Regions from separate parts of the Homo sapiens genome. Here region 2 is linked to region 1. The links are chromatin contacts, found by Hi-C or POLR2A ChIA-PET in ENCODE. All regions are on one chromosome and are shown on one strand. The core of a region is the stretch at or near the end of the contact, and the rest is flanking DNA. Distances in the headings are between cores, read along the strand shown. Region 1 overlaps SYN3 (synapsin III). Region 2 overlaps SYN3 (synapsin III).

Region 1 (4,331 bases), core at 825-3,324:
TTAGAATTAGCTTCAGCAGGGAGCCCGTCACAGTCATGTCACTCCATAACCTGGCATGCACCTAGGTAGGAACCTCAGTCTGGCAGCCCACAGGCTGAATGTGGACGGATTTCACTGGGACCACCCAGTGTTGTTGATTTTTCTTTCTAATGGAATAGATTGCCCACACTTAGAAAGTGAGGGATTTCATACAAAACTGTGGATATGGGGCTTTTTGGAACAATGGTTAGATCCAGCCATCCATGTGCCACGTTTCTGCAGGCAAGACCAGCTCCCTATAAATGGGACAGATGCTCTAGTTTGTCACCAACCACCCCTTTCTCCCAGCTGGCTTTGGTCCTTTGCTGGCCTGAAGGCACCCAAGTTTGCCATCCCCAGCCCAGAGTTATCTCAGTACATGACACGGCCTTGCTTTTTGTTTCTTGGAAAAGTTGTGGTCCAGACGGAATAAATAGACCACTTTAGCATCCTTCTTCTTTCTTCACACATTCAGGCCATTTTGGATAAGGGAGATGTTTGGGGTCTCAGGCTTATCACAGGGACAGTCATTGGTTGACCACCTGGCTGTGACTTCCAAGACTCCTTCCTTCTGCTCTTCCCACCTCTTCCCCTGACAGTGCCATGATCTCCAACCAGGCTACCCAACTCCTGACATTCCATGGCTGAGCTTTGGACTGAGTTGTGCAGATGCTTACTGAGCACCTGCAATGTTGACGCCATGTGAGGATTCAAGCAAGAGCAAGACACATTTTTGGATGCTTAGTCTTAAGGATCTAAGTCTTCTTGTGCACAACAGATAAAGATATCGATAACCGTAAGTCAAGGCCAAATATTCTGCATCACAGGAAAGGTTTCAAATCAGACAGAGCTCACGTCTACTGGGTGGGGAAGGAGGAATCAGGAAAGGCTTAAGGAAGGAGGAATCAGGAAAAGCTTAAGGAAGGAGGAGGTGTTTGAGATGGACCTTGAAATGACCGTGAAAGGAAATGGTTGGGGGTAGAGGGAGGAAAGGGTGTTCCCAGTAGGCAGAGGGAATGGCTTGAGAAGAGGCTGGGCTTGGGAGGAGACTGTGCTGAGGGTGCCTCTTGTGCAACACAGCTTGGCCAGCACTCACAGGCAGGACACACCACACATCTTTCCTGCCACCCTCCTCTGCACCCAGGGACACACACGCATCTCTCTGGGCAGGGGCACACTCAGAAGCTGAGACTTCTGTACACCTCCCAAACCTGACAACAATGTGTGCTGAGATGTTAGGGATGATGTGGGACCTAAGGTGGCAAAGATGGGCTGCGGTCATTTCTGGGAGGGCTCTGATCGTCCTGGTAGAAAGTGGGGTTAGAGTAAGGCAGGGAACCTGTTCAAGTGTAGACAAAGAGAGAAGAGTTCATTAGGAATTTACAGCTTTGAGTAAACAAGGACCGAGAGTAGGTTTTTCAGAGGGGAGGAAGGAAGGCGGGAAAGGAATGAGCACTTGGGCAGAGCTGAGAAAGATGGGGACTCTGTTGACCTGCCCCAACCGGGGAATGGTGGAGCAGGGAGAAGTGTGGGAGCACAGACTCATGAACTTGCCACAAAAGAATCACAGAATTTCTGATGTGGAAGAGGCTTTGGTGCTACCCAGTTTAACCCCCTTATGTTATGGAGGACACTGGGTGCCCCGAGTGTGGAGGTGCGGGCACCAATCCTAGGGTGACAAAGCTGTCGTTTTATCTTCCACAGCGTCTATCATGTAGTAGGTATTTGGTGAATGTGTGTTGAAACGATGAAAATGTTGACTTCTACCTAGAACTGACCTCGTAAAATGGAAAATGAGGTCCCTGGACACCTGGTTGGTTGGCAATAATTTCCATGTAAAGGTGTTGTCTCCCTGCACCCCCAGCTTTGGAGGAAGCCCCCAGATGATGCTCTTATGCCCCCACACAGAGTCTCAGTTCCCATGGAGGGCCTGCCACTGGCTGGGGCGTCGAGGGGTAGCGAGCTGTGCGGTTCCTCCTTCCCTCCCACCCACCCTCCCGGGGTCGTTGTGTAAGTGGGGGGTGGCAGTGCGGCGGGCGGGTAACTTCCTGCAACAGCGGCAGGGCTGGGCATCCGAGCTGGCACGGTTCAAGTGCACCACAGCATTCTGAACATTTGGGAACACAGGAAGGGCTGCGTTTTTTAAGCTCCCTTTGTTTTCAAGGAGGGGCCAGAGTCCATGGGGAGGAAAGAAACAAAACCAGGAAAACAGATGACTTGCTTTGCAAAGATAGTGTGTACGTATGCTGCAGCTTCTGTGAGCCCTAATGCTCTGCTGTCCCTCTACACTTATGCACACCTACACACCCTGACGCACACTCACGGCAGGTCACACCACACATCTGTACTTCCATCTTTCTCTGGCACCCAGGGATGCAGACACACATCTACCTGGGCAGGGACACACCCAGAAGCTGAGACTTTGATACACAGAGACACCTCCCAAACCTAACCACAGAGGGACATCCACACACATGGATGGGCAAGTGCAATCATACACACATGTAGGAGTATGAAGCTTTCATGCATAGACATCCAGACACCCAGACACACACAGAGACATGCTCGGAAACTCCAAGACCCCCATACTTATAGAAAGATCCAGACTGAACACACACACACACATATGCAGGCTTGTGTACACACCCATCCCTCCTTGAAGAAGCTCCACCTGTACAAACACAGAGGAGCATTTTTTTTGTTTGTTTTTGTTTTTGTTTTTGTTTTGAGACAGAGTCTCACTCTGTCGCCCAGGCTGGAGTGCAGTGGCACCATCTCGGCTCACTGCAAGCTCCGCCTCCCGGGTTCAAGTGATTCTCCGGCCTCAGCCTCCCGAGTAGCTGGGACTACAGGCACATGCCACCACGCCCAGCTAATTTTTTGTATTTTTAGTAGAGACGGGGTTTCACCGTGTTAGCTAGGATGGTCTCGATCTCCTGACCTCGTGATCCGCCCGCCAAATCCCAAAGTGTGGGGATTACAGGTGTGAGCCACCGCACCCGGCCAGAGGAATGTTTTTACCAGGGGTCCAGGGAGCCTGCACACCCTCAGCCCTGCTCTCGGCTACCAGAAGAGTGTGGGCAGGCAAGATACAGTTCCAAAAGGCTCCACAGAGAGGGGCCAATGAGTCCTTTTGCTTTTCCCCTTGCTCTTGATGTTAGTGTTTCTAGAAGCTTCCATGTAGTGCCCTCATTTAATTTACAAGTTTGAATTCTTCTTTCACAAGGTATATTGAAGACCATTACTGGAAGTGAGGGGAGATGAGGAGGAAGAGGCCCTGGAAGGACATCTGGGACTGGTGGGAACAGCAGCTGGATTACCTGCTCCTGCCTGGGGATTTCTCTACATTCCCAAGCTGGTGCTGACAAAGTGCAGCCCCAAAGAGGCTGGGCCAGAGAGATTGGAAGAAGAGCTCTCAGGGGACTCCCACAATTCCTCTGACAATAAAATGAGACAGAGAGGTTAAAAGTCATTTAAATTTGGCCGGGCGTGGTGGCTCATGCCTATAATCCCAGCTACTCCGGAGGCTGAGGCAGGAGAACTGCTTGAACCTAGGAGGCAGAGGTTGCAGTGAGCTGAGATCATGCCATCGCACTCCAGCCTGGGGCACAAGAGCGAGACTTCGTCTAAAAAAAAAAAAAACCTCACTCAAATCTTTAGTTACAAGCTGGAAGATGCCGGGCTGTTCCCCCTGTAAGCTGTGCTGGCCGCTGGTCATGCTTCCTGTGGTGTGCTTTCAATTTCCCTCGTTGTAACTGAAAAGTGGGGGCCTTTTCTCTGAAGGAAGAGGCTGTGGTCTCCCAGGTGCCCTGTTGGGCTCTTTAGGGAGGGACTTAGACCCAGGAGGGCTCCTAGACCTGGGCAGGTAGAATTGCTCCGCCTGATAGAAAGAGAACCTGGAGCTCTCCAGGCAAGCTGGGCAGGTTTATGAGCTCGGAGCCTGAGAGGTGAAAGGTGAAGCTCCTCCCCTTCTGCTCTGACCCTGTCGTGTGTGCTCCCCAAATATTTGGTGAAATCCATCCCACTCAGAAATCGCTTTGGATTTGAGCGTGGGATCTGGGTCAGTGATAGCAACAGAGCAGCCCTCGAGGTAGGAACAGAGGCTTCCCCATCCTCTAGGAATTTGCATAAATATACTAGGAGATTGTGAAATGAATGAAAGTCCAAGAAAATCACATCTAGATCTGTGAGGCAAGGAGAGAGGCCCAGATGCCATCTGGGTAACATATGGGAAAGTGTTTGCAAACTTTAACCACTACGTAATGCAAAGAATCATTTGCTATCCTTGTTATATACAAAAATCTTCATCAAAA
Region 2 (4,331 bases), core at 820-3,319, 360 kb after region 1:
TGCTTACCCTGTGCCTAGTGGGTGCTGTGTGCTGGGGACCCACAAATAAACAAAACAATCTTACCCTCTTGGGGGTTCCAAAGCAGAATTATGACTCACCTTGCTTTGATCTGTCTCACAGGTGCAAGGAGTGATGGCTGGTGATGGGGAAAAGAGGTGGCCTTGGCCTATAAGGACAGCCAGACCCTTCACATCCTTCCTCCTATTTGACCCTCATGCCAACCCTGAGGGGTGGTAGGGCAGGGATTGCTCCCAACGTGTTCCAGATGGAGAAGTCTCTGCTCAAAGTCACACGAGTGATCTGGGTACCCAAACTCTAGAGGGAAGAATTTGGGTACCTTTCCTGGAGACCCTAAGTGGTCTTTCAGACTTTTTGGATCCAGTCCAGAGCCCTGGCGTCCTTCATGATCTGGACCCTGCTGACTGGGGGTCTGCTTCCCCTCCAGTTTGCTGTCTATTTCATGGTTGCATCCAAATTCCTGTGCTTCTCTAAATACTCCTGTGCTGTCCTGCCTCTGAACCTCTGCACAGGCCTTCACCTCTGCTTGGCACTTCCTTGATTGTCTCTTTCTCATGTTTCAAGATCCTATGAGTGATATCTACTCTGCTGAGTTTTCCTTGACAGCACCCCCTTCCCTAGCTGGGCTGAGCGTCCTCCCTTGGTTCCTACAGCACGCTGCACTTACAACCATTCCAGCCCTTACCACTTCACGTTGTCATTACACATCACTTAGCTGCCCTCTGCCCCCAAACATATAGTCTGTGAGCTCCTGGAAACCAGAAACTGAGTCTCCATGCTCACTGTGTCTCCAGTATCCAGCACAATGAGCTAGGGCACAGGACAACAGGCTTAACAAATGTTCGCTGACCGGGTAAGGAAATACTGTCTGTAGGCCGGCCTTTCCTGGAGACACTTGACTGCCATCTACTGGCACACCATTGTAATACAGTCACAGGTCTACAGCCACTGCGATGTGGGGGTGTGTACGAGGCCAACCTTCGCAACTGGCATTCCTCGACTTGATTCTAACCTGGAACCTGAAGCACTTTGCACTACACCAATACCACCCAAGCAGCTGTGGTCTTGATGAGACCTCACCTTCCCAGGAGAAACATTTGTTTTGCCCATCTCTGGAATGTTTACTGCAGGGCCTGGCAGACGGACTGGGGCTGAAGCTGAGGGTCAGGGAGTCCATCCCCCCGCCTGGCTGCAAGTCAGAAGTCTGTCTCCTGATGGGCCACACAGACTGCTGCCTCCTTGCCGGGGGCTCATTCAGGCTTCAGCCGCCTCTGAACGGTTCTGTCTGGCAGAGGGAAGGGTAGGGATGGTCTGGAATTCTAGATGCCTTTGGGGGCTGGGGTTGCTGCCTCTGTAATTGACTGGCTGTTTGACCTCAGGCAAAATGGATGGACCCGCTGTGCCTAAGGGCTCTGTCTCTCATGGCTGCCTCCTCTTCCCACCCTAATATGTTCAATCTCATAATAAGCTCCCTGAATACCTCAGCCAATCAATCAAGTCCTTGGCCTGGGGGAGCTCTGGATTCCACGAAGATTCTCTCTCCGTGGGTGGTCTCATATTTTACTGCCACATCTGAGGCCCCAGGAAGAAGAATATTATAAAACTGGTGCTGCCTGGGGTGGGAAATCCCTAGTTGAGGGAGGTGGGAAGTGTGTATGAGAGAGACTGATGAGGAATGGGTATGGGGCTCTTTTGTGGCTGCAGCAGGGGCAGAAGAAGGGGAATTCATACAAACAGGATCTGTGTTCAAACAGGACTGTTTTCCAATAAATCGATCCTGTATGTAGAGTTAACGCAGCCAGGGCTTGGTGATGTCCTTCCAAGGAAGGAGAGGTCAGGAATGTCCTGTCCCAGGGACAGCTGTCTCTCCGCAGGCCACCCCCACTGGGGGTGGAGTGGAAATAGAGAAAGAGATTTTCATGTTTCTGATGCAACATGTCAGTTGCTGATTTGTGGCCCAGGCAGAAGCAGGGAAGACAACCAATGGGCTGTGCAGAAAATGAAGGCAAAACACTCAGAGACTTTGCCAGTTAGCAAGAGAGTCACGTGGCAGGCTGGATGGGCAGAGATGTGGCAGAAGAAAGACCTTGGAACGCAAAGGGACCCAAGATCTGATTCTAGCTCCATTGTTTTCTCCTGAGAACAGCTCACCCTCCTGGCACCTTCCCATTGCCAGAGGGAGGAACCGCCCCCTCAACCGCAAACAATGGTGCAGCCTCTCAGTCCTCCATGCAATTAGCAAGGTCCAATGAACTAGGAAGGGAAGGAATGCACTAAGAGTGATGAGACTCCCTATGCCTGTATGGGGATCTGCGGAGGCAAAAAACTGAGACATAACAGGGCCCCGAGCCACAGGATGTGACAAATGATCCCCACCTTTTGCCTCTGAGAACAATAGAGAAGGAGATTTTTGTGGGCAGGATCTGATCACAATTCACATCACTTATTCACTCCCTCATTCAATCACTATTTATTGAGCCTTATGTGGACTAGGCACCACACCAGGCATAGGAGTAGATACAGCAGATACAGTGGCAGATGTAGTCCTTGTTCTTGGAGAGCTTACATGCTTATTGAAAAGACAAAAAATAAATAAATAAACAGATAAAAAGAATGAGTACTACGAATAAAATGCACGACCAATGGAATTGAGGATAAGATGTGGGGTGCAGGGGAGATTGGACTTCAGTTGGTAGAAAAGGCTTCTTTGAAAGACACTGAGGCCGGGAACAGTGGCTCATGCCTGTAATCCCAACACTTTGGGAGGCCGAGGTGGGCGGTTCACGAGGTCAAGAGATCAAGACCATCCTGGCCAACATGGTGAAACGCCATCTCTACTAAAAATACAAAAATTAGCCAGGCATGGTGGTGCATGCCTGTAATCCCAGCTACTTGGGAGGCTGAGGCAGGAGAATTGCTTGAAACCGGGTGGTGGAGGTTGCAGTGAGCCAAGATCTCGCCACTGCACTCCAGTCTGGCAACAGAGCAAGACTCTGTCTCAAAATAATAATAATAATAATAATAATAATAATAATAATAATAAAATAAATAGATAAAAAGAAAAGTACTATGAATAAAATGCACAACCAATGTGATTGAGGATAAGATGTGGGGTGCAGGGGAAATTGGACTTCAGTTGGTAGAAAAGGCTTCTTTCAAAGACGCTGAACATACACAGATAGACCACCTACTATGTGCCAGAGTCTGCAGGCTTTAAGGAAACAAGCGCAAAGACAACATAGCTAGCTCTTGGTCTCAGGGGGCTTACTACCTAATGGGAGGGACAGACACAAAAATAGAAAATGACCACACAGAGCATTCACACAAATATCCCCCTCAGCCCACAGAAAAAGCAGCCAACTCAGTCTGAAGGTCAGGGGTCACCTTCCTGAGGTCACCGTCCACCCATCCATCCAATGTTTGGTACCTAGTCTTTGCCAGGGCTGCAAAGATGAGTGCAGCAGGATCTGGATGTGTGTGTCTGCCAAAAGGACACGGGCAAGGGCAAAGGAAGTAGGTACGTCCTGGGGGCACCCAGGAGAGAAATGAATGTTCCTGGGTGTGTCCTTTAATGTACAACAGGCACAGAGCAGAAGACCTGGGTTTGAGTTGGCAGCTCTGGCACCTGCTGCCTGATTTTGGACCAGCCTCTGCTTCCTCTTCCGTAGATGGGGATAAGAAGATCTACTCACATGTTGTCAACAGGATTATATGAAGACACAGATTTAAGGGCCTCTGTAACCTGCCAAGAATGTGCTAGCAAATGAGCTGCTCCCCGATGGGCTGCAAGGGTAGAATTTGATCTCCCCAGGTAAGGAAGTGCGTGAGCACCACTAGCCTTGGAGACAAGCCCAGGTCCCTTTCAGCTATTTATTTCCAGTGCTGCCTCAGGCCAGTGTCAACCTTCCTGAACCTTGGTTTCCTTAACTGTAAAAATAAGGACATTACTATATCTGCTGTAAGGACCCCATGAATGATACCCCTGACACATGGCAGGTGTTTAACTAATGTTCATCTCTTTCCCTCCTGTGCATCAGCATGATGGGTGGAGGGTCGAGGTCAGCTGGGTATGTCCCTAAGAACATGACAGGTCATTTTCTCTCTCCAAGAGGAGGTAGATGGCAGCATCTGCCTTGCTCTAAATGAAACCTTGCTTGGTGTCGAGCATGATGGAGACCTTCCCTGTCTAATCCCTGGGAACTCCCTTCCTCTCCAGCATAGGCCTTTAGGGTAAATAAAGTCATCAGGGCCGGGCACGGTGGCTTATGCCTGTAATCCCAGCACTTTGGGAGGCCGAGGCGGGTGGATCACC

The links. Hi-C counts contacts between places; a loop is a spot of excess contacts on that map. ChIA-PET counts read pairs that join two places held with the same protein, here RNA polymerase II (POLR2A). Pooled maps may share reads with other maps.
Region 2: a loop to region 1 is called in a map of IMR-90, with 4 times the contacts of the local background. The contact joins two enhancer-like sites. A Hi-C loop is called at or near these places in 1 of 168 maps with a recorded cell type or tissue (IMR-90) and 3 of 50 pooled maps. POLR2A ChIA-PET finds 5 or more read pairs at or near these places in 1 of 52 experiments (Caco-2).

What each region holds. Positions count from the first base shown.
Region 1 is chr22:32,625,102-32,629,432 of GRCh38, forward strand. The region is part of intron 6 of SYN3 (synapsin III); the gene reads right to left. LOC107985545 (a long non-coding RNA gene) reads left to right here. Exons shown (of 3, transcript XR_001755504.2): 2 at 1-814; 3 at 3,245-4,331. Among named protein-coding and RNA genes, the nearest start is that of SYN3-AS1, 52 kb to the left of the region's middle. Within about 2 kb of position 2,075, at least 7 of the 41 ENCODE cell types and tissues checked have a DNase peak (open chromatin) inside an H3K27ac peak, as active enhancers do.
Region 2 is chr22:32,985,287-32,989,617 of GRCh38, forward strand. All of the region lies in intron 2 of SYN3 (synapsin III), which reads right to left. Among named protein-coding and RNA genes, the nearest start is that of SYN3, 71 kb to the right of the region's middle. RefSeq lists a silencer at 798-1,092 and an enhancer at 1,668-2,569. Within about 2 kb of position 2,070, at least 5 of the 41 ENCODE cell types and tissues checked have a DNase peak (open chromatin) inside an H3K27ac peak, as active enhancers do.